Regions from separate parts of the Mus musculus genome. Here regions 1, 2, 3, 4, 5 and 7 are each linked to region 6. Evidence: chromatin loops called from intact Hi-C (ENCODE). Cell type or tissue: heart. All regions are shown on one strand.

Region 1 (4,000 bases), 210 kb before region 6:
TCCATCCTCAGAACTCATGCTCAGATCCCCTAAAAGGATACAGCCAATCCTTCTGTGGCCTCAGATGCCAGACACTTCCCACCTACTCCATGGCCAGGGCTGCAGTAGAATTCTAGTAACTCGTCAGGAGTGGTAACGCACGCCTTTAATCCCAGCACTTGGGAGGCAGAGGCAGGCGGATTTCTGAGCTCAAGGCCAGCCTGGTCTACAAAGTGAGCTCCAGGACAGCCAGGGCTATACAGAGAAACCCTGCCTCGAAAAACCAAAAAAAAAAAAAAAAAAAGAATTCTAGTAAATCGCTGTATCTAGGGTAAACTTTAGAATGAAATGGTTGTCTTTCAGTGTACCAAGAATAGACATCAAAATGAATTGTTCTCTAGAAGTACTTTGACCTTGAAGACGTCATCGCAGAAGACGTAGATCATTTTCTATTGTCTATGAAGTTGTTTTCTGAAGGAGCTTTAGGGCCTTGGCATGACTTGGTACAAGACAGTCCTGATACATATGCGATGTCTTGCATTATTGAGTACAGCAAACAGTCCACAAGAGGGACCAAAGTTTCAGGGGTGTGATGTTTCCTTTGATGAGGAGTTTTGGTTTGAGAAACTTTTTAACCCCCCCCCCCAAAAAAAACAACTTTTGTGAAGAAAAAAAAAGACTACCTCCACCTAAATCTTCACATATTATTTAACTATGCAACCTAATTCTTATTTTATTTTAAAAGTTTTTCTGCTGCCCAGAAGTACCTGTCCTAAAGGAGACACAACCTAAAGTAAACGCTAAATAAAAAGAAAGAGCCTGACGTTCAGTTCATTGAGGCTGGACCTCCTTGCTGCCTTGGAGCCCGATTACATTCTAAGGTGACCCTCATTGTTTGATTATCCTGCACAACTCAGAACACTGGCACAGCCTGCTTGTCTGGGTCACTGGTCTCTGCCTTGGCCTCCCCTCCTTCACGACAATTTGCATATAACAACCTGCAGATCCAGCCCAGTTACCTTTTTGACAGGTCCGTGAATGATGCTTGGGAGGCCCCGTGGCTCCTTTCCAGAATGCTCTCAAGTATCCCAGGAACACTCCTTTCCTCTGGCCCAAAGAGTTCTTTCTGATCACTGAACCCAGCAAGCAGCCCTCAAGACTCCCCTAACTCTCCTGGCTGAGCACTGCCCCTTGAACTATCCTCCTCAGCCTTTGTTTCTCCCCTTCCTCTCGCCCGGATTAGGTTCACACCAGTCTCTCCTCACTTCTCCTCACGCCCTGCCCAGCAAGCCCTAGAATCATCAGGCTCAGAGGTGCCTCCAGGCTTGACCTCCTAACGACCCACTTAGGATCCTTGCAGGGCACCTTTCAAGTGCTCCCCAAATCTGTCCCTTCTGCCTGGCTTATCTGTCTCCTGAGAGTGCCCACCACCTTCTACCCCCGCATTTATGCAGAATGGCGTGTAAATACACTCTCTGTTCTCAGTCATCTAATCCTGTGAGGGGGTTGCTATTGTAAGGAGTAGCTTACAGACACACGCAGAAACAGAAAAGGGGGATACCACATCAGTAGTAGCCCTGAGATCATGGAGGGAACCTGGTTGATAGATATATCAGTAGTCTTTAGCTGACGGAGCGAACAGGGCTTATGCTAATTAAGTAAGTATCTGGGATGATGGGGGAAAGAATTGTGTACAGACTGGCGGCAAACCCCCGAGGTAATAACAGGCGTGGTGGTGCACGCCTTTAATCCCAACACTCAAGAGGAAGTGGCAGTTGAATTTCTGCAAGTTCCAGGCTAGCCTGATCTACAAAACAAATTTCAGGGGTGCCTCCGGGTGGCCAACTCTCCTAAAGGGCAGAAGAGGCGTCACCAGAACATATTTAACAGGGGCAAGAGAAGGCAGATGATCTGTTACCACCAAATGAACAAAGCGGCCTGGCAAGAGACCAGACTAGGAGATCCTGGCCAGAACGCGAGTTGACAATCATAAAAGCGAGTGCCAAATCTCTAGAAAGACCTTCAGCTCTCCCGTGGCACCATGGCCCCAAGCCCGTAGGAACCGGAGGAAGAGGAACACTAACCTGAGTGGAACGAGCTGAGTACTCTGCCTGCCACGCGGAAGCCTGGAGCGGAAAAATGCCCTGGGACTACAATTCCCATAAGGCCTTGAACTGCTTTGCCTACGACTTCCAGAATGCAACAGCTCCAGACGCGGGCCTGTAACTCTACAGCAGCTTGGACTCCAATTCCCAGAAACACTTGAGAGTACAGCTTTCCTTCTGCCAAATGCCTCCCCACGGGCCGACTCTGTAGGGCGCACACCAGGGCCTGGGAACCGAGCCCAGAATCCTGATGTTGTCCGGCAACGCGAGGTCACCAGAAGGGAAGTTGAAATCAGAAGTGGTTGAAATCAGAATGGCTGCAGTATAATTTCCTAGTTTTGTGGACTATCATATACTTCTGCTACTTGCTTGCTTCTCAGTCTCTGTTACTGTTTCCCCCTCCCTCTTCTCTGTGTCTCTCTCCCTTGCTCTCTCTTTCTTTGATTCTCTCCCCAGGATCTTACCATGTAGCCTAGGCTGTCCTGGAGGAACTAGCCATATAGACCAGGCTGGCCTTGAACTCAGAGACCCACCTGCATCTGCCTCCAGAGTGCTAAGATAAAAGGTGTATGCAATCTTGCCCCTTTCTGTCTTCCTTCCTTCCTTCCTTCCTTCCTTCCTTCCTTCCTTCCTTCCTTCCTTCCTTCCTTTCTCACAAAGGTGGAAGGAGTCCAGATGACACACAGCTATGTAAGCTATTGTAATACACATCAGTAAATTGTCGTCTTGTACTGTTTAAGGTCACCGGGAACCTGGCGTCCCAGCCCGACTTTAGACCCAAGCATTTTGTCTTAAAGCGTTCTCCAAGACCGCTTCCTCAGTCACCAGCCGGCTTCCTGGTCCTGTGAGAAAGTGAAAGAGAACAGCCAAATAAAGTGGAAACGCTACTTCCTTAAGAACAGGAGAGTAAGTTCTTAGAAGAAAAATAGTGTATCCTTGAACACAGATAGGATGGGACCCATTCCCAGAGACCTCTGCTACTTCTCATCCCATAGGACATCTGTGGTGGGAATGGTTAGTTGGGAGTCTGTCTTCCTGGGATCCTCTTCTTCAGCCTCCTGCAGACTGTGTGTGGTTCCCAGCTTCCCCAGTCTGTTTCTACTGGATGTTTGTTTCATGTCTGACCTGGTGCCCCATTATCTTTCTGCAGTTTGCTGTTTATGCACTTGAAATGAAAAGCATTCCTACTGTGGATCATTCTCCAGTTTCAGACAGCTTTCTACCGACGAACCACACTCCAGCCCCTCACTAGGGGATTCTAGGTAGGGACTCGATTATTGAGCCACTTACTACCCAGGAACTTACTGGGAAATTCTAGGCAGGGGTTTTAACACTGTGCCACACCCTAGCCTCTCATTAGGGGATTCTAAGTGGATGCTCTATTACTAAGCTAGGTATATTCCCAGCACCTCATTGGAGAAACTCTAGGCAGAGGTTTTAATAGTGAGCCATGCCCCAACTCCTCAGTATTGGTATTAGGTAAGCACTCTAATACTGAGCTATAGCCCCAGAATGCACCACTTCTATGCTTTTTAAATTTAAACAGGGTCTCGCCATGTGGCCAGTGCAGTCCTCAAACTTATAATCCTTTGCCTCGGTCCTCCAAGTAGCTGGAATTACGGCCCTGAGCTACCAGCCTGGGTTCAGCTCCGTGGTTCTCAACCTTCTTAATTTTGCAACTCTTTCACACAGTTCCTCATGTTGTGGTGACCCCAGTCATAAAATTATTTTTGTTGCAACCTCATAATTGTAATTTTGCTGCTCTTATGACTCATAATGTGTGTATCTGTGTTTTCCAATGGTCTTAAGCAACTCCTGTGACCCCAAAAGGGTCACAGCCTACAGCATGAGAACTGCTGACCTAGGCTATGGGAATAGTGCTTCAGCACCACAGATAGAGCGAGCTTAGATAGATA
Region 2 (4,000 bases), 96 kb before region 6:
GTGTGCGCCATTGTGCCCAGCTCTCACGAGAGCTCTTTTAAGCATGCCACCAGCATTGATACAACCATTTCTCTCTCAGAAATGACAACTAAGCTTATGGGCTGTTCCAGAACACACCCTAAGAGGAAGAGCAGGACCAGTCCCGTTCCTTCCCTACTCTAAACCACACCCAGTGCCCATGATCTCGGGCGGTCTCTGTGTGCCCAGCACCCAGAACCCTTTCTCCTTCTGAGAGCAGAGATGTGGTGCAGTGTGGTGTGGTGATGGCCACTCCTGGCTCTCTGTGCCTGTCTAGACATTTTCGTTTTCATCTATGCCCACATTGACATCCTGTTTCTCTTCCTTAAATTCAATGGCTCAATCCCTTCCCTGACTTGGAAACCCTGCACATAAACACCAGGCCCTCGACACAAAACATTTCTCCCTTGTCCACAATGTTTTTATGGTACACAGGACATATTCACTGTCATTCTGGACTTTAAGTAACCTCTGATAAGTGGACTGACCACAGGATTAATTTAACCACGGGGTTAAAATGGGCATACCTAGTTCCCCAGAACGTTATTACTTTGGCAGCCAAGATGACAATTTACTAGTTTCCAGAGAATCTTCAATAAACTCAATAGTGATACCCAAGGAACATACAACCTCCAATAAGGACACAGGGTCCTTCTGCTCAAGTGCCAATCACTGACTCTTATTGTGACCATATGGTCTCAGCAGAGGCAGCATTGACCCGCCTCATGTCCCAGCCCTCACATAAAACGGCCCGGGGATTAGGATTTGCCTTTTAAACGTTTGCTTTGCAGCGCTAGCTCTCTACAGGAGACTACATGCTGGGAACGAAAAGGTCCTGTTTTACAAGCCTTGCTACCTGCACAAAGGCTCAACTTGCAGCTCCGATGCCTGTGCCCTCTTTGCATATGCAAATCCCCTGGCTTTTGTTCCACGTGTTCTTAGTATTAGTTCCGCAGGCAGAAGCCACAGGCTGACCGAGAATGGCTGGCTTTCCCAAATTAAGCCCAAACCACAAATAATCTCATTTTCCATTTGTATCTGCCTGTTCTCTTCTCGCAGGCTACTACTAGAAAGCAGCGCGATCGCCCTCAGAGACGCTAGCCCCAGGCTTGCGGTAGCTGGCTGCACTGTCTGTCTCTCTCAGCAACCCTGCTCTCCCAACTCCCATAGGATTCCCACCCCAGCTCAACCAGGGCATCCCTCCAGTAGCTGTGTCAGCTGTCACTCAACACAAATCAGCGCTCAACAGCACAGCATCCTCCCTGCGCCCCTGCCGCTCACCTCTCACAACAATGCAGAGAACTCTGCACAGGACGCGCAGTGTCCCTCCCTGCGACTTCCGCCCCCGGGCCCTCAGTGTTAGAATCCAAACTCTCCTGGAGTGCGGGCAACAATAACAGAACTGATCTGCGCGGAGATTTAAGCGGATATGACCGCTCGAGACCACTTCCGTTTACTGCGAATCAGTGTTCTTCGCCACCCTCCCACACCCCCTTTTTTCCCCTTGTGGAGGCTGGCGAAGCGCATGCGCGCTACTATTTGTGACGCTACAACTTGCCAATACTTCACTTGGATCTTCCTGTAGTTTCTGTTCCTTTAGGAGCTGTCATGGCCACTCCCACAATACAATGATACAGGGACCACCATCACAGTGTGCACATAAGCAGGCAAAGCTTGTGGACTGTGACACAGTGAAAGTCCAAGGCTGTCTCATATTTTCAGGGGATTTTACTTCCTACCTATACGTGTATATCAGTTATTTCCAAGAGACCGGGATGCTGCATATTACTAAAAATACCATTTTTTTTTCTGTATATTCTCAGGGACTTAAAAGATTTTTTTCCTCTAAACTAAGAAGTAAATAAAAAATAAATTAATAAATATAAAGAAAAAAAAAACTAGGTTTGTTGGGAAATGGGAATTGAAGCCATGTGGAATCTTTAAAGATGAAGGTCTGAAATAAATGTGACACTGAGGCTTTTCATGGGGACCAGAGGTGGAGAAAATCTGTTGTCAATGACAAGTGTTTTTATTTTAATTCTTCATTATTTATTGTGTGTTTTGCATATATAAGAAATAGTGTAGAGGAAGGTGGAGAGGGAGATAATGATAAATGGTGAGAGATCAATTGATGACGAAAACGTGCAGTACAGTAGAGGGAATAAATCCATAGGCCAAAGTCGAATATCTGAACAAAATGAACGATTGTGTGCAGTATCTCAGGTTAGCGTTCTCTAGTTCTGTGTAGACAAGAGTATAGCATTGAACATGGTATGATCCCCTGCTTCTGCTTTCCAGGGCTGGGGGGTGGGGGGGATATGCCATCATGCCTAGCTTCACATATGATTTTGATTGTCTTGAGAACAAATTATAGTACTGGTGCTCTTGTGACCAGGGTTTTGTGTCCAAAGATACAGCTCCGGGGGTCCCAAAAAGTAGTCTCAGCCACCCATCACCACATGCCAAATTATATTAAACCACATAAAAGTTAATATGCAAATATCAACTTCTGATCGATTCTCTGCTACATCTTAGCATATGATTGATACCCACACGCACTTATTGCCTCCCGGGCACCACCTTGCTCTTCCACAGGCTCTCTCCTTATGCTTATGACCTCTCTAGGCTGTAAATGTGGTACAGTGCCCATCTGTCTTGCAGCCTGAGTCACAGTCAGTCCACCAGGAAGATGGAGCACTTGCCCTGTGGAGGTGATGAAGCACAAAAGAAGCTGAAACTGTATGCCTCTCCTTCTTTGTGCTCCATGAGACTGACCTAATGGGCAGCTGAGGAAGTTGCCCTGTCCATACCATAAAACCACCCCATGCATCAGGAGGCTGAACCACAGATACCCTGAAAAACATTGTAGGTCAGGCATGGTGGAACACAACCTTAATCCCAGCACTTGGAAGGCAGAGGTAAGCAGATTTTTGTGAGTTCCAGACCAGCCTGGTTTATACAGTGAGTTCCAGGCCAGCTAGGGCTACACAGTGAGATGCTATATTAAAAGAAATAACAGAAATGTATACAAAACAAACTGTCTAGGAGGGTAAATTAGGTACCTGGAAGTAGTTGCTACAGTACTCAGGGCACAACACCTTAAATTGGACCTGAGATGTTTTAAGCATGAGGTGGAGAACAGAATTTTCCAGAAAAGAGTGGAAGTGAGGGTGGATAAATAAGGAAGTTCATAATAAATTCCTGGAGCTGCATGTGAGAGAGGAGGTCCCGTGATGGTGAGATTATAGGTGTCACCCAAATCCCAAAGAAGGAGCTGAGCTGGAAATGACTGTGAAAGAGCATAAGCAATTATTTATTTATAAATAGGGTCTTATGTGCCCCAGGTTAGCCTCAAATTTCCTGTGAAGCCAAAGATCAGCTCAAGTTCTGATCCTCCTGCCTCCACCTCCTGCGTGGTTAGATTACAGGAGTATAATGTATGCAGTGCAGGATATCAAGCCCAGGGTTTCTCCCTGGGCAAGCATTCTGCCAACTGAGCTAAGTCCCAGAGAGGAGCGGAGTGAATGGCCACATAAGCATTTTAAGTACAAGGCTGAGATGATCATAGACATACTTCAAAAGGATTAGCTTTCCTACAGGAATCAAGGTAAGGCTAAGTGAAGATTGGATGGTGGCCAGATCTGCATTGCAGAAGGACTGGAGACAATAAGTGCAGCCTGAATGGAGGTTACAATAGTAACACTTTTCTGCTCACCAATGGTCTCTAAACCAGGAAGGTAACACTGTACTGAGATCTTTGTAGTGTAGTGTACACTTTATAGTGTACTGAGTAATACAACTTGGATGTAGTAATAAATTTCAATATCAGCAGGGCAAGATGACCTGGTGGGGTGCAATAAAGCATGCATGCTATACACACTGAATTGATTATGGAGGAAAAAGGCATCAAACTATAATCTGGCCATGTTTCTAGGCCAGAGCTCTCAAGTGGAAGTTCAAATGGAGCTGCAAATTAATTCAG
Region 3 (4,000 bases), 160 kb after region 6:
TATGTAAACCAAACTGGACTCAAACTTACAGTAATTTGCCTATACCTCCCACATGCTGACATTAAAGGTGTGTTCTACCATACCTGGCTATTTATTTTTAAAGCTTTTAAAAATATTTATGTGTTGGCTGGAGAGATGGCTTAGCGTTTAAGAGCACTGATTGCTCTTCCAGAGGTCCTGAGCTCAATTTCCAGCAACCACATGGTGGCTCACAACCATCTGTAATGGAATATGATGCCCTTTTCTGGCGTGTCTGAAGACTGCAACAGTGTACTCACATATAAAATAAGTAAGTCTTTGAAAAAAATAAAGGTTAAAAAATTAAAAAAATATATTTATGTGTTTGTGCTTGCATGAGTTTGCACATGTACACTGTGTGCAAGCAGGTGCCTGAGGAGGCCAGATAGGATGTAGAATCCACTGAAACTGGAGTGAGCTACCATATGCTGGGAACTAAAACTATGACCTCTTAATTGCTGAGCTATCTCTCCAATACTTTTTATTTTTAATGTGCTGCTTCCCTCATTCTTTTGATAATTTTTAATATCATTATTTCTTTGTCACGTGTCACAAAGTGTGGATGTCAGAGGACAACTTCAGTTGGAAATCATTTCTTCCTACTCTGTGGGTCCTGGGCATAAAATTGTCAGTCTTGGTGGAGATACCTTTATCTACTGAGCTGTCTTTTAGCTCAGTTACTGTTCTTTTTTAAAGGATTCTAGGTTGCTAGCGAGATGACTCAGCAGTTAAGAACACTGCTGTTGAGCAGACGAAGCAGGTTCAGTTCCCAGTGTGGTAGCTCACAACTGTCTATCATCCAGTTCCAGGGGATCCCATGGCCTCTTCTGGCCTCCTGTGCATACGGCACACACATGGTGCATATGCATGCAGATGCAAAACACTCATAACATTTAAAAAAGTCTTTTAGGGCTGGAGAGATGGCTCAGCCATTAAAAGCACTGACTACTCTTCCAGAGGTCCTGAGTTCAATTCCCAGCAACCACATGGTGGCTCACAACCATCTGTATTGGGATCTTATGCCCTCTTCTGGTGTGTCTGAAGACAGCTACAGTATACTCATATACATAAAATAAATAAATAAATTTTTTAAATAAATCTTTTAAAAAGCAGGATTTCAATTTTTTTGTTTGTTTGTTTTTCGAGACAGGGTTTCTCTGTGTAGCCCTGGCTGTCCTGGAACTCACTTTGTAGACCAGGCTGGCCTCGAACTCAGAAATGCGCCTGCCTCTGCCTCCCGAGTGCTGGGATTAAAGGCGTGCGCCACCACCATGCCCGGCTTCAAAAATGTTTTGATGTTTGATTAGTGGCACATAGACCTGTTCTTGCACTTTTGTAGTATTTTGAAATGTGACTTTTCTGAATGGAGAGTATGAAAATTAGGCTTTCTGTGTCATTTCACTTTATCCTGTGCAATGTCTGCTGGTGTCTTCCATTCCTGTATTGTCTGGGTGTCATCAGCATGTCATGGTCCTTAACCGCTTTGTTCCCCTTCCCCAGTCACTCCCTCTCGTAGCTCAAAGTTCTCCACTCTCCTCAGTGTAAATTCCTTCCTTGTGAGAGAGGCAAGGCACAGAGTGAGAAAGTTTTCTTTTTCTTTTTGAGACAAGGTCTCACTGGGTAGCCCTTGCTGGGCCAGACTTAGTTCTGTAGACCAGGTTGTCCCCGAATTCACAGAAATCTGCCTGCCTCTTCCTTCAGAGTGGCTGTATTACTTGTAAAAGCTTAGTCCATATAAAATTGAATGAGCAAGGGACTTGTTTGTGTGGTTCAGGAAACAGGAAAAGCTAAGCTTCCTCCATGGCTCCCTCCACCGGAATGTCTAAAATTAGCCACACTAAAAATATCAAGTGTAGATGTGCCTGTGTCCCAAGGAAGCAGAGGAATGCTCTTGGAGCCACTGCTGAGAGTATCACTTAGGCCAGTTTGGAAAACTGCAGTCAAGTTTGTGAGGTGTGTTGTGTGACACCCAGCATTTCCACTGCTGGGGTAAATGCAGCGAGGTAGATAGAGCTGTGCAGGCTCAGCAGTCTTACTGATCACTGCTGGTCAGCTCATTGAGAGCAGGGCATTTGCTTGCAGATTTAATTTATATGTTCATAATATATGCTTGAGGTTACACTCTAGTGTCCATTTACTTTTTGAGCATCTACTTACCTGGTCTTTCTGCTCCTCACTCTTAGTCGTCTTTGTTTCTTGGTAGGGTCTTATATAGTCCAAACTAGCCTCAAACCCCCTGTGCAGTTCACAGTTGTCTTGAATCCCTCATCCTTCTGCCTCCACCTTCCAGGGCTTGGGATTATAGGCATAGACCACCACATATGGCTTTTTTTCTTTATTTTTTATTGCTGTTTGCTTACATTTTAGTATTTGTAAGGGACTTTGTTGATTTTCCTTTATGATATCTTTTTTACTTGTTTTTATTGTTTACATTATTTTACTGTTCATTTTTACTCTTTATAGTTATCAGTGTTTGTTCCTTCTGAGTTTTTTGATATGTTAACTTTTTTCTTTATTCACTTAAAAAAAATTCTCAAACTAGCTGTAGAGCTGAGGCCAGCTCTGAACTCTTGTGTTTTTGAGTCAAAGGCTCCCCATGCTTCTCCCAGTTATTAAGGCTTTGAAGTCTTAGCATATTGGTTATCTGAAGGCTCCACTGTCATGAGCTGATCATCTGTTAAAGGTAGCTGTGAATTTTGGAGGTGCATGCATTCTCGGGAGCTTGTTTTGGTTTTGGTACAGGTTTTCTCTCTCTTGTTCTGGCTGTGCTGAAACTTACTATGTAGATCCAGCTGGCCTCAAACTCAGAGGTCCATCTGCCAACTGCCTTAGAAGTGCTGAAATCCAAACTGTGTACCACTAAGCCCAGCTGTGCAGGCATTCCATCCACAGGATGAAATATATTGAAAATTGTTGACTCCTCCAAAGGAAACTTCTCATGGTAATATAATTAATTGATATTTTCCCTATTAGGCATTCCAATGGAATATTTCTGGAATTATCCATTGTAGTCACAGTGATATGCCTGACATGTTAATGTAAGGAATTTTAATACAGAATATATTTTACACAGAGAAGCAGCATGTAAGTGACAGTGCTTTGCCTGTTGGCGGGTGTCACTTGTGTCAGACTAGAAGATCTGTCAAAAGTACTTGCAGCTCAGAAAGAAATAGCACGTGCTCAGTTATGCCTGTGGGGACCTGAAGGGTGTCAGTGTTGTATTATTAAGATGTTCATACATAAGTAAAAGTAGAATGAATTGTGTTTCTAACCCCTTCTTTGAGTAACTTCAGCATATTCCCATCCTGCTCATCCCTTTCCATTGCTAGGTTATTGGGTAACCAAATACTAAAGGCTATCCTTTTCTTTGTGTGTTGGAATTTATCCCAGAGATGATCACCTTTTTATATAACCATAAGTTATTTTTAACATCACTGTTCCTGCTTATACTATCATATGCATAGTCTCCCTCAAAAGGTCCAGCCAAGTGCCCACACATATAGAGTCACTAAAAAGTATTTTAGTCTTTTAATCTCTTATTTTTTCTCCTGTGTTAATTACTTCTTAAGAACTTGTTATTCTAAAGAATAACTTGGGTTATCCTTTAGATTGTGACAGGTTTTAGATTTGGCTCAGTTACTTTTTGTTGGTGTCACTTACATGCACTCTGGTCCTTATAGTTCTGGTAAGCTGGTGTCTAATATAAACATGTACTGTCTAGTGTGATGGTGACACATGGCAATAGCTGCTGTTGGCTGAGGGAGACTCAGAGCAACACTGTGCACTGTGTAACTTGAGTCCATATCAGAGGGGTATTTCATTTTGTATGTATGATGAGTGTTTTTGCTTTTATGTTAATGTGCACAGTGTGTGTGCCTAATGCTTTTAGGAACCAGATGAGACCATCAGATCCCCTTAAACTGGAGTTACAGATGGTTGTGAGGCACCATGTAGGTGCTAGAAATTGAACCAGGTACTCTGT
Region 4 (4,000 bases), 150 kb after region 6:
TTACTATACCAAGCCTAAGAAAATTAAAAAAAATAAAATAAATAAAGTCTTGGGCTGGAGAGATGGCTCAGCGGTTAAGAGCACTGACTGCTTTTTCCGAAGGTCCTGAGTTCAAATTCCAGCAACCACATGGTGGCTCACAATCATCCGTAATGAGACCTGACGTCCTCTTTTGGTGTGTCTGAAGACAGCTACAGTGTACTTACATACAATAATAAATAAATCTTTAAGTGGGAGTGAGCAGGGGCGGAGCTGGAGGTCAACCAGAGTGAGCAGAGGTCCTAAAATCAAACTCCCAGCAACCACATGGTGGCTCACAACCATCAATACAGCTACAGTATACTCATATACATAAAATAAAGAAAGAAACCTTAAAAAAAAAGTCTTTAGATATTCCCAGATGCTTTCTGTCTTGGAAATCGAAAGTTTCTGTTAACCCATTAAAGGTTTTTTTTTTTTTCTTTCTCAAAAGCTTGCATAATTTAGGAAAATACAATTTTAAAACAATGGAGATCTATCTTGCCTAGTTTATCTTTCCACAATAGCAAAATGGGAGCTATGAGATTATATTCAGTTATGTAGCCCAGGTTGGCCTCAGACTCAGAGATCTGCCTTCCTCTGCCTCCAGAGTACTGGAATTAAAGGTATGAGCCAACTTCTTGATCAAGATTTAATTCTTTTTTTTTTTTTTTTGGCAGGATTTCTCCTGGCTGTCCTGGAACTTTCTCTATAGACTAGGCTGGCCTTGAACTCAGAGGTCTGCCTGACTCTCTCTACAGAGTGTTGGGACTAAAGACGTGTACCATCTCCACTGGGCAAGATATAAATTTTTATTTTATGTGTATGGGTGTTTTATCTGCACGAGTGTCTGTGTACCACTAGTGTGCTCGGTGTCTTTGGAGGTCAGAAGAGAGCGTCCGCTTGGAACAGGAGTTACAGATAGTTGTGAGCTGACGTGTGAGTGCTGGAATTGAGCCCTTAAGAGCAGTTTGGGCACTTACCTGTTAAGCTACCTCTCTATCATATCATCCCTTCTCCCCTGCAGAATTAGGTTTAAATAGAAAGCAAGAGGTATGTAACTAAGCAGTCTTACCAAGCAATCTTAGTTTGTGGCCCCTCGCTATCATTGTCTCCGACTGAAGTCTGTCCTGCAAAGTGGTCTAGGAAGTTGTCAGAACGGTGTGAAATCTGTTTTCCTGTGACAAGTCCCTGCTCTGACTGCCTCCTGGCTTCAGCACATCCTTTCTCCCATCATGGAATTTCTATTTCTGTGTTCCATTGTCTCAATAGTCTGTAGAGGAAGGGGCACAGAATGTCTCTTTAGACTATCATATTCCTGCCAGGCCTGTCACACCATATGGGAGACAGCTTTCAGACTTCCACTCAAAGGCGTTGCATTTAGCTGCCCGCCCACATGGAATCAAAGTTCCTGGATGGTGGCCTCCAACGTCCGGAGCTCACTCACGCCGCCACCACAGTTTCCAAGGAAACTGGAACCACCCGGTCTGCCATGCTGACTGCTGGCAGGCACACTCGGGTCAAAAGTGTTAGTGGGCATGCGCATTATTCTACTGGGCGTGGACATGTCCTGCCGGAAATCTAAAAGACACCGGAAATAGAGTGGCCGTGAAACCTTAAATGTTGTAGTCATTCGAGTGTTACTTCGCTGGCGGGTCCGCGAGGTGGTTTGGAACTTTTCCATCCGGGACTCTTCGGCTTCCGTGGGCGGAAGTCGCCGTCAGGCGTGCCGTGTGCAGAGCTCTCGGCCGGGCAGTGTGAGGTGAGTGGCGGCGGCGGCGGCGCAGGGGGTGGGAGGACGCAGTGCTGTGCCGAGCGCTGGTTTGTGCTGAAGGACTGGGCTGAGGCGGCTGCCGGGGCTCGTCAGATGGGGTGGGGGTCGCGTGGTGCGCTTTCACCCTGTTCCCGAGGGTTTCCCGTATCTTGGGTGTTTTGTCACTTCCCAATGTGCTCTCCTGTGGGTTTTCACGCAGTCGTCCATGAAAGTTGTCAGCTGAGGCCATTAGGGGGCGGGACTCAGTGAGTGGGCGCTGCACGCAGCGGGTCCCCGGGTGGGAGTCGGGAGCTTAAGGGCGAAGACTTTGAGGTGGCCTGTGCCCCACTCAAGCCGTGATTGGCGTAGGGGTCAGCAGAGGCAGCGATGGAGCCTAGGGCGGGAGTGGGATGCTTGTGAGGGCGACTCTGGTCGTTAGTGTTGGCGTGGCCAGTGACTGTGGCTTGATTCCGGTTAGCACTATGTGAAGAAAATCCCGTCGGCTTGACCAAAGTAGCAAGTGTCAAGACCACAGGTGTCGGAACTGCGAGTGCTCAGGCTCTCACGGATGAGGGAGGGAGAGAGGGAGGGAGGGAGGGGGTCCCACGCTTTGCATGCTGCCTAGTTATCTAGGCTGCTGAGCTCAAGAGATTTCTTCTAAGGTCCGTAAAAGTAGGGAATCTTGTTTTATGGGCTGCTTTTGGGTCTCCTTTTCCAACTAATTCGTTCCTACCTCTGGATGACCAGCATTATTGAAGGAATGATCCCAAATATTAAAAACACTTTCACTCTTTGGGGCACATTAGAGTCATACTTGGGAATCCTTTGGACATTATGTGCATCAGTGCTTGCCTGTCTTTGGGATCCTATACAGACGTTAAAGATCACTGGTTGGCAGTTGACCAAAATAATATTGGGCCGTTTTATTTGTACCCTAATGTTTGTGTTGATTTGGAGTGCTTAAAAAACTGTGTATTGGTCTGAGAGGAGTAAGTAGCTCATATCTTTAAATCCCAGCACTAATGGGGCCCAGGCAGTGAAAGTTAAAGGCTAGCCTGGTCTACATAGCAAGTTCAGGATAGCCAGAGCTAAATAATAGACCTTGTCTCAAATACAGACACACACACACACACACACACACTTACACATGGGAGCGGGGGAGGGGGCACACAGACAGACATGGAGTGGGGGAGTGAGGATTGGATAAGCCTGTTTTTCTTAATGTGTCTGTGTAGACGGGGAAATGTCTAGAAACTCACGCTACAATCAAAATTGGCTGTCATCCTGAGCGCTTTGTGCAACAGGAAACAGGAATGCTGTTTTTAGATGCTGACTACAGAAGGGACTGCATAGATATGGTGGCCAGGGTGTTCCTTAGAATGAAAACAGCTCGAATATGTACCCCTGTTCTTCTATTTAGTGACCTACGAGCAAATCAAGCAGAGTAGTAATGCATATGTGTAGCTAAAAAGTTTGTTTGAAATGCAATCAAAATTAAGTTGGCAACGTACTGATTTTTTGTAAGTATTTTACTTCCTTTCAGGCAGGTGCTGAGGGCTTAGTGAGCCTTCCCTAGCATGGCATTCTGGATCCCTACAATAAGCACCTATGTACTCATTTTGTAATGACTAAGTTAGTTAGCACATTGGTTTTCTACTAGTTAACATGTGAGTGCTGCAGTGTGTCCTTCCTTCCTAATGGATGGTTTTTTAATTTTTTGTTTGTTTTCTTTTGTTGTTTGTTTTAGAACCCAGACTAATAACAAGAGCAGGGCTTTTATGTATCCTCTACACTGCCTACACCTGTTCTTCCATATAGGCCCTCACCAATTCATGGTCAGATGTTTGGTTGTTGTCTTTTAGTGATTTCCGGTGTCTCTGAGACCACTGCAATCATTCAGGCCTAAGGATTTCCTTCTGTGCCACAGCTAGCCCTTCTTCAACGTCCATGACTCTTGAGGGATTTGGATTTGCTACGAAGAAAACGTCAAGAACAGAAGACAGAGGGGCCATGGCTGCAGATCCAAATTTCCAACAGAAGAGCCAGCCATTGGGTGCAGAGGAGCAGCCTGAGTCCTGTGAGGTAAGCAGGAGTGACTTCATGATTGGTTCTTCGGGTCTTCAGGGCAGACGCAGGAAGCTGCAGACTTCTGAGACCATCTTAATCTCGTTAGGAAGGGACTATATATAGCACACACTAAGTAATTACCCCTCACCCCCTTGCCCTCTC
Region 5 (4,000 bases), 180 kb after region 6:
AAGGAGAGTAAGGCGCTTCCTATCCAAGAGTCTGGTCAAAGCCTCAGAGAGCTGGGAGGGAAGCAGGAACTCTGGCATCAGCATTTGCTGTAGTGACCTCTCTAGAGGCAGTGTTCCTTTCACACATAGATGCTTTTGCCAAAATAGTTACACCCCAGGCTTAAGTGCTTAAGGCGTATATGGCCATGGTCTTTTCCTCAGAAATGGCTTGAAAAGCTCAGATGAAAGTCTGCACAGCAAAGGTGAGACATATAGGATACTCCATCAATCCAAGCACTTTGGAGGCATAGGCAGGCGGATCTCTGAGTTCTAGGGCAGTGTGGTCTATAAAGCAAGTTCTAGGCTAGCCAGAGCTAGATAGTAAGAAGCTGTCTTAATAAACAAGCAAGCAAACAACTGTAGAAGCAAAAAATAAATAAATAAATAAATAAATAAATAAATAAATAAATAAAAGCTGATTTAAGGGATTAAATTGGCACCAGTTTGAGTGACTATGGTCTGAGGAATCCAGGCTTAAGTTACCCCCAATCCCATGTTCCAACGTGGAAAAAAGTCATAAATCCAGGCAAGTTTAAACTACATTGGTGGGTACATCAGAGAGGCAGATGCAATGAGATGGAGGAGATTTTTTTTTAGGCCCAAGATGCAATCTGACTACACTCTTGGCTTCTAGGTTCATGGAAGCTAGTGGTCAGCTAAGTTAATAGCTTCCTTTTAAAAATATTTTTGAGGGGCTGGAGAGATGGCTCAGAGGTTAAGAGCACGGACTGAGCTTCTAAAGGTCCTGAGTTCAAATCCCAGCAACCACATGGTGGCTCACAACCATCCGTAATGAGATCTGACGCCCTCTTCTGGTGCATCTGAAGACAACTACAGTGTACTTACATATAATAAATAAATCTTTTAAAAATATTTTTGAGACAAGATCTCTCTATGCTACACTGGAACTCACTGTGTAGATCTGGCTAGCCTCTAACTCACAGAGACTCACTTGCATCTTCCTCCTAAGAAATGGAATTAAAGGTCAGGGTGTCTCTCCCCCCAACCCCCACCCCCGCCCCATGTCCGGCAAGTTAATAGTTTCTAAAACGTTTTTATCTGTTAGTCACAAGATGTTGGTTCTGCCACAGAAGTGGGCCTGGGAGAGCTGTTCCAGAGGGCTAGAACTAGCCCAAGTAAGTCAATTGGCCTCTGAACCTGCAACATTGTAATCTTTCCACAGTCCTGATTATTCCAATCGGTTTCTGTAGATACAGCTTCTCCCAATATCACCTTGGGACTTGTGTTAGACTTTTACATTATCAAATGTGCCCTTTAAAAACCATACATTGGGGGCTGAAAGATATGGCTCAGTGGTACTTGTTGCTTGTCCAGAGGACCCAAGTTTGATTCCCATCACCTCCATGGTGGTTCACAACCATCTAACTTGTAGGGCATCTGACAACCTCTGTGGACCTGTAGATACCACATGTACAGACACACATGCAAGCAAAAACACTGATCCACATTTTAAAAAGTAAAAGTAAATGTTAGAATTCTGTCTAAGCTTCACCACAGTTACCTGGCAACAGACAGGTATGCTCCTCCCCACAATTACTTGACAATAGCAAGCATGATAGATCTGATATATCTGTACTCCCAGGTTCCTTTTCCTGAAGAAAGTGCGCATATGCCCACTTAGCGCCACCTCGTGGTCAGATCTGGAAATGCATCTAGCGCGGGCTCCACCTCCCATAATTCTTACTCCCTTTCCAGGTCTCTTCTCATCACACTTCTCACGAACGCATAACATCTAAAATCTATTCATTGGTTTTGCAATATACTCTGCCGTGAAACGCGGTGATGTTGAACCGCCAAATGCTGCAGATAATCGGCAGCAGGCGCAGAAGGGAACCGGTGGGATGGCCAAGGGTACCCTGGGCTTGGGTGGCAGAGCACTCCTCTTTGCAGAGCCTTACTGATAGATACAAGCCCATCACATTCGAAAGAAGCAAGCCCTCTGGGTCCAATAGCGAAACCCCCCCACCCCTAACTTGTGGGCCCCTGGGAGTTGTAGGCTGGTGGCTCCACAGCCCTCTGGGAGTCGTAGTCCTTTTGTCAGTCTATGATTTCCTGGGCTTCCCAGCCAACTTGCAACGAGTTCTGCCCAAGTGATTGCCTGGTTCCTCCTAGTGTAGTCTACCCTGTCAGAATTGAAGGCTTCCTTCCCTTCCCCTTCCCCTTCCCCTTCCCCTTCCCCTTCCCCATCCCCTTCCCCTTCCCCTTCCCCTTCCCCTTTCCCTGGATCTAATGAAGATCAGGCTATCCGTGAGCTATATGACAGAGGCTAGCCTTGAACTCCTTAAGACATACACTACAGTGCCTGGGTCTGGTCTCGGCCTTCTCTCCCAGCATTCTGGTAAGCTCCCTATGAGCAATGACAGCCCATTCTGTCTCCTACCCTGGACCTGACCTAAACAGCTTGCTCCTCAGCTGACTTGTTTCGATCAGTGTAGCCCATGTTGATTTCTGTCTCTCCAACCTGGGAGGGTGCATGAAATTACACCCTTCTCTGTCCTGGCTACAACCCCATGGGGGTGAAGCTGGGCTTAGGGGTATTCAAGTAGCTGTAAGAGCCTGGCTTATGGGCCAGAACTATCCTAGGGTTCACAAAAACACTCTCCAGAGCCATGAATGCCTTATTATGTCCAAAGGAAACTCCCATTTCCTTTCCAGAAACCAACTCCTTAGTCTTTCCCTCCTCACACACCTCCTGCCTCCTCTCAACTGGCCCAGCTGTCGTGAGTGCAAATGTATTTGAATCTGCTCCTCCATCTCCCTCACCCAGTTTCTTCTTCCAGATTTTGAGTGAGTCCCCTCTGCTTTATTTCTAGAGACCCAGACTCTCCTGGTCTCCTTTACAGCATCTGCCAGGTTCTGAGTCACGTTGCACCACTGTTTCTGTCCTTGTTGCTCTCTGCTCTATTCACACTCACACCGAAGAATCCTGTTACAGTATAGGTCAGGGATGGACACTTGGCAGGAGCCTGGCCGAGCGAGCATGGAGCCCTAAGTGCAGTTCATGTCAGTAGCCCTACACTTGGGAAGTGGAGCAGAAGTTCAAGCTTCGCTTGGCTATATAGTGACTTACAGGGTCTTCTCCCCCTACCCCCCAAAAAATCTGGATCCAATATGGAGGGTGTGAAACAACATTTGGGGTTGGGGGTCTGTCCTGCTGTCTACCACATGGGTTCCAAGACCATGCAGCAAGATCAGCAGCAAGCATCTTTGCCTGTGCAGCCATCTTACCTGCCCTTCCCATTGTTTTTGTTTTTCCTTATTTAAGGAGCATTTGGACTGTGTACTTTTCCGTCCATGACATGGCCCCTCCCCTAGAATGCTAGTTTCCAGGTTTCCCTTTGTGGGTCACCCATAACCACCGCGGGTTGGGAACTTGGAGACACTCAGTAGATGCTTGAGTAAACGAAACTTTGTTTGATTATGTCTTAAGCTTTCTATTCCTGCACAAACATCAAGACCAAGAAGCAAGTTGGGGAGGAAAGGGTTTATTCAGCTTACATTTCCACATTGCTGTTCATCACCAAAGAAAAGTCAGGACTGGAACTCAAGCAGGTCAGGAGGCAGGAACTGATGCAGAGGCCATAGAGGGGTGTTCTTTACTGGCTTGCTCAGCTTGCTTTCTTATAGAACCCAAGACTACCAGCTCAGGGATGGCACCACCCACAATGGGCCCTCCCACCCTCGATCACTAATTGAGAAAATGCCTTACAGCTGGATCTCATGGAGGTGTTTCCTCAAGGGAGGCTCCTTTCTCTGTGATAACTCCAGCTTGTGTCAAGTAGACACACAAAACCAGCCAGTACAGGTTGTTTGTTTGATTATTTTGTTTTCAGACAGGGTTTCTCTGTGTAGCCCTGGCTGTAGTGGAACTCACTCTGTAGACCAGGCTGGCCTTGAATGCAGAGATGCACTTGTCATTGCCTCTGATGTGCTGGGATTA
Region 6 (4,000 bases):
ACTATGGCTGATCGCTCCTGAGGGCCCAGAATGAGCAGGGAGACCCAGTCTCTACTCATGGTGACTCTGTCCACTTCAGAGCTATCTGTCCATGCCTGGATGTGAAAGCCAGTGAGGAGAGTGCCTCGCTCTACATCCCAGGTGAGCACTGCAGCTTCCTGGGCTCTCTGCAGCCTCCAGGAAGAAATAGAGGGCCCTGGGAAGGAACGATGGCGGATGCTGAGGATCTGATGAGAGACAGGGAGGAGGGCTGGCCTGGAAGAGGAAGGTTGTGATCTGGACCCCTGGATCTGGGAAAGGATGCTTGGATACCTGGGTCCAAGGGAAGGGGCCTGGGTCTGAACCCCTGGACCTGAGAGAGGGTGATTAGAGCCTGGACACCTGGGTCTGAGGGAAGAGGGCTGGTTTCTGAACATCCATGTTCTTGGTTTGGGTAGAGCTTACCTGTGAGGGTGATCTGGTTGCCCCCAGCACCCAGTGCGCTGCTGCACAGCACAGAATAATTCCCCAGGTCCCAATCCAGGCTGAAGTTGTTGATGAGGAGCTTTCGGCCATCCTGGCTAAGCTGTAGTCGGCCCCCACCACCTGGAGCCAGGGGCCGTCCTTGCCGAGCCCAGGATGCTCTTGAGGGTGGGGGACAGCCGGTGACCTCCAGTGCCACCACCACATCCCCTGGCTGTGTCTCCTCTACTATGGGCTGGAGCAGCACTTCCTGGGGGGCTTCTGTTGGTGGGAGAAGTCCAGTTAAGAGAGACAAGACCTTACTGGATATGAATAGCCAAGTCCTGAGTCCTTTGTTAAGGCAAAAAGTAGCAAATGCCCCCTCCTCTGTGACCAGATGAAGATCTGTTCATTCATTCATTCATTCATTCATTCATTCATTTTCTTGACAGCTTTTTAAAACATTTCATTATTGTGTGTGCATCTGCCACTGAAAGTATGCAGTGATCAGAGGACATGGGAGTTGGTTTCTGGGAGTTGGTTCTAGTCTTTCACTACCAGGGTTCTGAGGATCAAACCTAGGCCATCAGGCTTGGTGGCAAGTACCTTTCCCCTCTGAGCATCTCACTCACCCCATTCATTCATTCGCTTTTGGTCACATGTCATAGGACTCTAGACTGGGAGACTCATAATCATTAGCTCCTCTCTCTCTCTCTCTCTCTCTCTCTCTCTCTTTCGTCCTCTTTCTGAGACCAGGGGTTTGGTCTCAGAAATGCCCCGTTCCTGCTGTCTTCCCACCCAGAAGTGTAGGACAAAACCTTGTTTCTGCTCTAGGTTCAAAGACAGTGATGTCCGAAGTTTCAGGAGGTAGTTCAGCAGATAAAGGCAATTGCCACGGAGCCCGACGACCTGAGTTCAAGCCCTGAGACTTACATGATGGAAGGAGAGAACCAATGCCCAAAGAAAGTTACGTTTGGCTTTCCTAAAATGAGTAAAGTTCTCTCTGGCCTTTTCCTTAAACCGCAAAGGAGCAAAGGAAAAGTCTTCCACTTCCCTTACAGACAGTAAGGAGGCCCAGCCCCTCTCACCCGGGATGATCGTGCATGTACGTGTGGCCACCAGGTGGCGGGCCAGGCAGGTGACGGCGACGCCGCTGAGCTCCGGGCGGGCGGGGACAGTCACCAGGAGCGTAGATGGCACCGGTCCCGCTCGGACGCCTTCGGGAAGACCCTGGAACTGCAGGGAGGCGGCAGGGACCCCGCCAGGCCAGGAGCAGCGAAAGCGGAGGCTGCGGTCCACAGGACCTCCTTCAACTGAGCATTGTGGGGCTCCGGGGGGCAGATCTGCAACCGACGAAAGACTTTCCAGCCTTAGCCCTTCCATCTTCCCCTATCCTGCCTCTACACAGGATGCTCCACTTCTCCTCCAGGTTTCGCTCCGCCTCTTTTCCTAGGTAGCTCTATCCTCCTGCGTGGTCTGGCCTCTTTGTGACTCCCTCCCTTCCACGCTCACGGACCCTACTTACTAGCCTACGAGGCTGACTAGTCCTTTCTCTTTCAAAACTCGCTCTTCAATTTAACTCTGCTGCTCACTGGATTGAGAATCCTTCCCCAGGACCACCCACCCTTGGCTCCAGCTGGTTCTTCCCCATCTTCTTGACACCTTCACCTCTTCCACCGGTAATCTGCAAACCCATCGGCCCCGCCCTATGCACGGGACTTTGTTTGCTCTGTCCATTAGCAATTGGGGAGTGTTCTACCCTCAGATAGCCCTCCTCCTACAGTCCACGCCCACCTAAATTGTCTTCCCTCCTCCAGGCTAGACCCGCCCCTTGTCCCGCCCTATAATTACGCCTCTGCTCCGCCCTGATGATGTCCCACCTCACCTATGAAGGTCCCTGTACCTTCCTTGCTAGCTTCACTCTTTCCCTGGTGGCCTTGCTTACTTGAGGTTTTCTCACAAACTGCTTGCTAGCTCCTCCCTTTCCTGGCAGCCACGTCCATCAGCAGCTATTTCCCTAATCTTCACAGCTAGCTTGGCATCTTCTCCAACAGCCACGCCCACCGGTAGCTGCCCTAGCTCCTCCTTATTGGCGCCTCCCTCCCTGAAGGGCACGCCCCCTCGCTGTCTCTTCTCTTTGCTGACACCCAGGACTCCATGTGCTTCCCCTCTTCTGCTGCTGGACGGCCCCTACTGCTCTTACCCGCCACAGTGAGGTTGAACACTGAACGCCGGCGGTGGCCAGTGCGAGGGTTCGCGGCGATGCAGGCGTAAGCGCCGCCATGGCCTGGCCCCACAGCGGGCAGCAGGAGGCGAGGCCCCGCAGGCACTGCGGCCTCTGTGGGGTCTGCCAGACTCCACGCGATGTCCGCGGGCGGCCGCGAGGGGGCCGAGCAATGCAAGGTCACATTGCTGCCCGCAGTGACGTAGAGCGCAGGACTGGCATCCCGGTCCGAGGAGACCCTAATGACAGGAGCGTCCGGGCCGTCTTGGGTGTGGGGTTGGGGACAAAAAAAAGGGGTTGGACTGTTAAAGAACTCACAGACATTGGGCTCACTTCTCCCCGGGGATTCAAGACTCGAATCCTCAGGTGACATTCTCCTACTCACAGAAAACACTGACGTCAGCTGCAGCTTCGGTGTGGCCAAAGGGGCTTCGGACCTGGCAAGTGTACCGGGCGTGGTCGCTGCGTACCGGACGTGAGATGAGCAGCTGGTCCCGTTCTGTGCGGATGCGAGGTGGCTCTGCGCCTTCAGGGTCTGAGGTGCCCAGGGCTCGTCCGTCTCTACTCCAGCTCAGCTTCCCGCTACCTGGGTTCCACCCCACGCAGCTTAGCCGCAGCTCGGCTGCTCCTTCTTCTGTCTCTGGCGCCCTGGGCTGTACTGACAACTGGGGCAAGGGCTCTGGAGATCCAGAACAGTCTTTGATGAGTTGGAGAGCCCATACACCAGAACTCCCTCCCTGGGCCATAAGTCTCTGCCTCTTCAGTCCTTCCTCTCTCCTCTCACTGCACCCAGAATCAGAGCTCTCAGTCCTTCTTCCTCTGATCCAGGGATATAGACCCCAGCCCTCCTCCCTTGGACCCAGAGGTGCATACCTCAGCCCGCAAACTTAGGTGTCCAAACCCCAATCTTATTCCATCAGTCTGAGGACTCCAGACTCCAGCCCTCCTTCAGACTCTGAGGTCAAGACCCACCCCCTCTTCCCTCAAACCCAGGGGTTCAGACTTCAATCCTCCTCCTTCAGACCTGAGTCCAAACCCCAGTCTTAATTCCCTCGGTCCCACGGATTCAGGCCCTAGCCCTCCCCCGTCACACCTAAGTGAGGTCCAGGCCTCTCTCAGACCTAAGAGTCCAGCTTAGACCTCCTCCTTCAGACAAGGTGAGCTCTGGTCCCTGCCTTTGCTCTTATCCCCACCCACAGGCTCTTTCTTCTAGGAAGGAAGCATATTCACACAGCACAGACTTGTCCAGAGGTCTGCGAGGAGAGCAGGCACTCGGCAGCCTGCACTCTGGACCTCGGACCCCACTTACCAAATACACCCACCACAAACTCTCGA
Region 7 (4,000 bases), 110 kb before region 6:
GTTACAACACGGTGAGAAAACCTCCTTTACAGGCCTCATAGGCTCTCCAATGACATTCTTAGTTGGAAACTAATAGGCTATTTAGGTAAAATACATAGATGGATATTGACTAATTGTTGAGGAGACCAAAGACAACTAAACTTTTGGTTTCTGGAAACTTTGGTTGCAGACCTACAATCCCGGCACGCCAGAGGCAGGTGGATCACAGCCACACTTGAGGTCAGACTGGCCTACAAACTGAGTTTCAGGCTAGCCGGGGGTACATAGAATAGCCTGTCAAAAGATAGGAAGTAAGGAGGGAAGGAGAGAAGGAGGGAGGGAGACAAGAGGAGGGAAGGAAGGAACAGTGGCTGGAGAGATGCTCAGTGGTTAAGAGCAATTGCTGCTCTTGCGCATGCCTCAGGCTCAGCACCTATCTGCACATGTGGCTCACAGCCTCCTGTGTCTGATTCCAGGGGAGCAGATGGCCACTAGACACACACTTGGTGTCCCTTGGTGACCATCGGTCAGACACTCATACACATAAATTTTAAAAGATGAAACACACACACACACACACACACACACACACACACACACACACGGCTGCTTTTACTAAAAAGCATTATGTATGTCTTTAGCACTTCAGCTCTGACTTAAACGCTAACCTACTTCATGCCCAGCCTGGCCTCCATAATGTAGACATCCTCCAGCCTCCGAGTGCAGAGTGCTAAGATTACAGGACAGTCATGTGCCACCACAACCTGCAGCACTACTTTAATACATAAAGCTTGATTTCTAAACTTAACCTCAAATCTGTGCACTAGAGACAGACATGGGGCCACTAGGTCACTTTACCTCTCCGCCTGCTCAACGTTACCACTGTATGGAGTCTCAACCTCTGCTTTTCTTTTTTTCCTTAACATTTCTTTAGGAGGTGGGGAATAATTGGAGAAGGCAGCTCGCCCAACATTAACGGAAAAAAAAATTTTTTTTTAAAGATTTATTCTTACTATTCAAACATTTAAAAATGAAACGTGTGTGGGTGTTTTGTCTGTCTTTGTCTGTGCACCATTAGCTGGGAGGCCAGAAGGGAACACGGATCCCCTGGAATCGTCCCACCAGGCAGTTCCAAGGCACCATGTGGTGTGGGTGCTGGGAACCCAACACTGCTGACCCACATCTCCACTCTCCTGCCTTTCCTCCTCACTGGTCTCTTCAGTAGGCAGACTGGATGAGGCTGGCCCTTGCCTGTTTGGATGCAGGAACCCAGGCTTCTGCCTTACAATCTTTTTACAGCAGCACCTTTCTGCGTAACTGCCAATTACCAATCCTTGCCAAATTCACAGATCCCAGGCACAAGTCAAACCTCCGATCAGACCTCACATCAGCAAAGGACTGCAGTATTTATGTAAACTTTCAATTGTAACTGAAATGACTAGTTTTTTCTTAAATCTTTCTTCTGTCTTCAGTTGCATACGGGGGAAAGGAAATATCCAGAACACCTAAGGGCAGCCCCAAGGCTATGTCCCCGCTTAGATAACTGTGACCACATTAAATATACCTAAACACATCTCCTGGCTTCTAGGCAGTGCCTTCTATTGCTAATACTGCTTAGGCTGACAGAGATGGAGGGCACTGGGTCTCCAGTTTGGACCAAACGTAAATAAATTCATTTCCCCGTTTTCTCTTACTCTTTGGAGTTTATCTCCTCTCGAAGGCCAGTGTTTGACCAGGAGCCAGGGCTCCAGTTACCAGCTACTCAAACAGCCCAGAAAGCGACGCGGTCGCCCTCACAAAGCACCCTACACTGGCCTCAAGCTCCATCGCCTGACTCCTAAGCCAATCACAGACTGAGCGGATCACAAGCCATCTCAAGGTCCTCGCCCTGAAGCTCCCGGATGCTGCAGCGCCCACTCACTGAGTCCTGCCCCGAATGCCCTCACATGGTAATTTTCACGGACGACGGTGGGAAATCCCACAGGACAGCATACTGGGAAGTGACAAAATACAGACGCGGAAAACCCGCAGGAACAGAATGAAAGAGAACCGAACGACCCCCACTTTATCCACCTCATCCCCCCCTGGGGCCGATTCAACCATCACTCAGCACAAACCGGCGCTCAGCAGCACAGCGTCCTCTGCTCCACATCCACTCACCTCACATTACACCTTAGAGAAGCTCTGCACACGGCACGCCAGGACTGCGAGACTTCCGCCCACAGACACCCACAATTCCATGGGTTCGGATTCCAAACACCCACGCTACCCTGGCAACGACAGGAGAGGCGAACTACTTTAAGATCTGAGCGGATGTGATCACTCTAGGCCACTTCCGATTTGAATAAGGGTTCCCTCAGTTCACTACCACGTAGCCCTGGGTGGCGCGCATGCGCACCACCACTGGCGGAAGTCTGTCTTGCCAGTACTTATTATGGCTCATCTGGTGGTTTCTGATTTTTTTTTTTTTTTTTTTAACTTCTTCCTAGAAAGTGCCATGGCTGAACCCACACTCCCGTGACACAGAGGCAAGCATCAAAGCGCAACGGTTCCATACAGCCGACAAGAATGTGATAGGTGAAAGTCCAAGGCTGTCTCACATGCTTAGGGGATTTATTAACGTCTTGTATGTGTATATAATTCTAAGACACTGTAACATTACATCTTCCTAAATGTACCTTTTTTTCCCCTGTATTTTATTAGATTTACTTTATGTATTTTTGCCTGCATGTTGAGTTTATAGCATCCAGGACAGCTGCAAGAGCAACAAGTGCTTTTAATCTGTTTCTCTTTTTCTTCAACTTTCTCTTGATTTTCACCAGAATTGAAAGAAGTTCTTATTTTTGAGATGACCTCACTATATTGGTCTGACTGGCTTGGAACCGGACATGAAGGTCATTCTGGCCTTGGACTCTCAGACATCTCATGGCCTCTGTTTCCCGAGTGCTGGGATTAAAGATGTGTATCACCACACTGGCCTTTTCTAATTTTTCAAAAATTGAAAACTATGTGGGGTTATTAGGAAACAGGAGGTAAGTCATATGGAACACCAACGGTGAGAAACTGAGATAAGCCATCATTTACGTCATACTGAGGCATCTCACGGTTCCCAGAGGATAGAAACCTGTTCTTACTTAGAAGTAAAATGTCTTCTAAATCGCATAATAGAAATAATGTAGAACTAGGTGGGCAGTGGAAATAATGATAAACAGGGACACTAGTCAAATGGGAAAAACACCTAGCACTGTAGTGAATAAATTAGTAGACCTAATGTACATTATAAGAATAAAGTATAAAATTGTGTGAGTTATCTCCATATTAAACACATTCTAGCCCTGGACAGTCTAGAACAGTGGTTCTCAACCTGTGGGTTATGACCCCTTTGACAAACCTCTATCTCCAAAAATATTTACATCATGATTCATAACAGTAGCAAAATTACAGTTATGAAGTAGCAATGAAAAATATTAGAAAGGTTGAGAACCACTGGTCTGGAACTATGTAGACCAGGCTGGCCTTGAAGTTACTCTGATCTTGTCTATACCAGGGAAGTTCTAGGATTACAACAATGTGCAATCATGCCCAGTTCACACATAGTCTAGAGCTTCCCACTGAGAACAGACTACAGGAATAATGATTTAGGAAACAGTTTCATCATCAAAGATACACCTCAGGAGTCCCAAAAGAGTGGACTCAGCCATCCATCACCACAGAGCAAAATTATGATAAGTTAGGCACCAACGTGTTCTTCCGGAATTTCTTTTTGTTTTGTTTTGTTTTGTTTTGTTTTGTTTTGTTTTGTTTTGTTTCGAGACAGGGTATGTAGCCTTGGCTGTCCTGGAACTCACTTTGTAGACCAGGCTGGCCTCGAACTCAGAAATCCCCCTGCCTCTGCCTTCGAAGTGCTGGGATTAAATGCATGCGCCACCATGCCCAGCCCGGAATTTCTTTCAATAGTTTTCCCTCTTTAGTCAATAAACAATGCTCATCTATCTTGTGTCCTGAGCCACTGCTAGTTCAC

The links. A loop is a pair of places that touch in the nucleus more often than their neighbours do. Peaks named below come from ENCODE experiments on the same cell type or tissue, not always from the same donor. Only the 100,000 strongest peaks of a DNase experiment are listed, where the experiment ranks them.
Region 1: a loop joins it to region 6, with 2.6 times the contacts of the local background. A loop is called at or near these places in 4 of 42 quality-filtered maps.
Region 2: a loop joins it to region 6, with 2.2 times the contacts of the local background. A loop is called at or near these places in 9 of 42 quality-filtered maps.
Region 3: a loop joins it to region 6, with 2.9 times the contacts of the local background. A loop is called at or near these places in 4 of 42 quality-filtered maps.
Region 4: it touches region 6 in a loop (2.5-fold over the local background); 4 of 42 quality-filtered maps call a loop at or near these places.
Region 5: a loop joins it to region 6, with 2.4 times the contacts of the local background. A loop is called at or near these places in 12 of 42 quality-filtered maps.
Region 7: it touches region 6 in a loop (3-fold over the local background); 10 of 42 quality-filtered maps call a loop at or near these places.

Annotation. Positions count from the first base shown.
Region 1 is chr7:43,670,139-43,674,138 of GRCm38, reverse strand. It overlaps Ctu1 (cytosolic thiouridylase subunit 1), which reads right to left and starts at 2,108. Exons shown (of 3, transcript NM_145582.1): 1 at 2,064-2,108. It also overlaps a transcript of Siglece not described here. In heart, no CTCF peak of the experiment used is centred here; a DNase peak (open chromatin) is centred at 2,228; H3K4me3 peaks cover 2,132 bases; H3K27ac peaks cover 1,784 bases.
Region 2 is chr7:43,559,721-43,563,720 of GRCm38, reverse strand. It overlaps Zfp658 (zinc finger protein 658), which reads right to left and starts at 1,351. Exons shown (of 5, transcript NM_001008549.2): 1 at 1,300-1,351. In heart, a CTCF peak has its summit at 1,518; DNase peaks (open chromatin) are centred at 200, 850 and 1,530; H3K4me3 peaks cover 1,599 bases; H3K27ac peaks cover 1,010 bases.
Region 3 is chr7:43,303,301-43,307,300 of GRCm38, reverse strand. All of the region lies in intron 2 of Zfp715 (zinc finger protein 715), which reads left to right. Among named protein-coding and RNA genes, the nearest start is that of Zfp715, 8.0 kb to the left of the region's middle. In heart, a CTCF peak has its summit at 1,841; a DNase peak (open chromatin) is centred at 1,890; H3K4me3 peaks cover 646 bases; H3K27ac peaks cover 1,207 bases.
Region 4 is chr7:43,310,884-43,314,883 of GRCm38, reverse strand. It overlaps Zfp715 (zinc finger protein 715), which reads left to right and starts at 1,584. Exons shown (of 5, transcript NM_027264.4): 1 at 1,584-1,780; 2 at 3,699-3,853. The coding sequence starts at 3,719. In heart, a CTCF peak has its summit at 1,996 (motif pointing right); DNase peaks (open chromatin) are centred at 1,573 and 3,033; H3K4me3 peaks cover 2,259 bases; H3K27ac peaks cover 2,047 bases.
Region 5 is chr7:43,281,071-43,285,070 of GRCm38, reverse strand. No RefSeq gene overlaps it. Among named protein-coding and RNA genes, the nearest start is that of Gm35588, 29 kb to the right of the region's middle. In heart, no CTCF peak of the experiment used is centred here; DNase peaks (open chromatin) are centred at 1,700 and 2,010; H3K4me3 peaks cover 498 bases.
Region 6 is chr7:43,464,150-43,468,149 of GRCm38, reverse strand. Vsig10l (V-set and immunoglobulin domain containing 10 like) reads right to left here. Exons shown (of 10, transcript NM_001368881.1): 2 at 3,975-4,000; 3 at 3,051-3,344; 4 at 2,645-2,929; 5 at 1,530-1,784; 6 at 445-723; 7 at 1-196. It overlaps Gm39000 (a long non-coding RNA gene), which reads left to right and starts at 1,591. Exons shown (of 3, transcript XR_003946763.1): 1 at 1,591-2,120; 2 at 3,053-4,000. In heart, CTCF peaks have their summits at 1,597 (motif pointing right) and 2,818; DNase peaks (open chromatin) are centred at 1,609, 2,409 and 3,119; H3K4me3 peaks cover 2,084 bases; H3K27ac peaks cover 1,137 bases; H3K27me3 peaks cover 1,130 bases.
Region 7 is chr7:43,577,906-43,581,905 of GRCm38, reverse strand. It overlaps Zfp719 (zinc finger protein 719), which reads right to left and starts at 2,320. Exons shown (of 4, transcript NM_172482.1): 1 at 2,140-2,320. In heart, no CTCF peak of the experiment used is centred here; DNase peaks (open chromatin) are centred at 1,865 and 2,285; H3K4me3 peaks cover 1,931 bases; H3K27ac peaks cover 1,752 bases.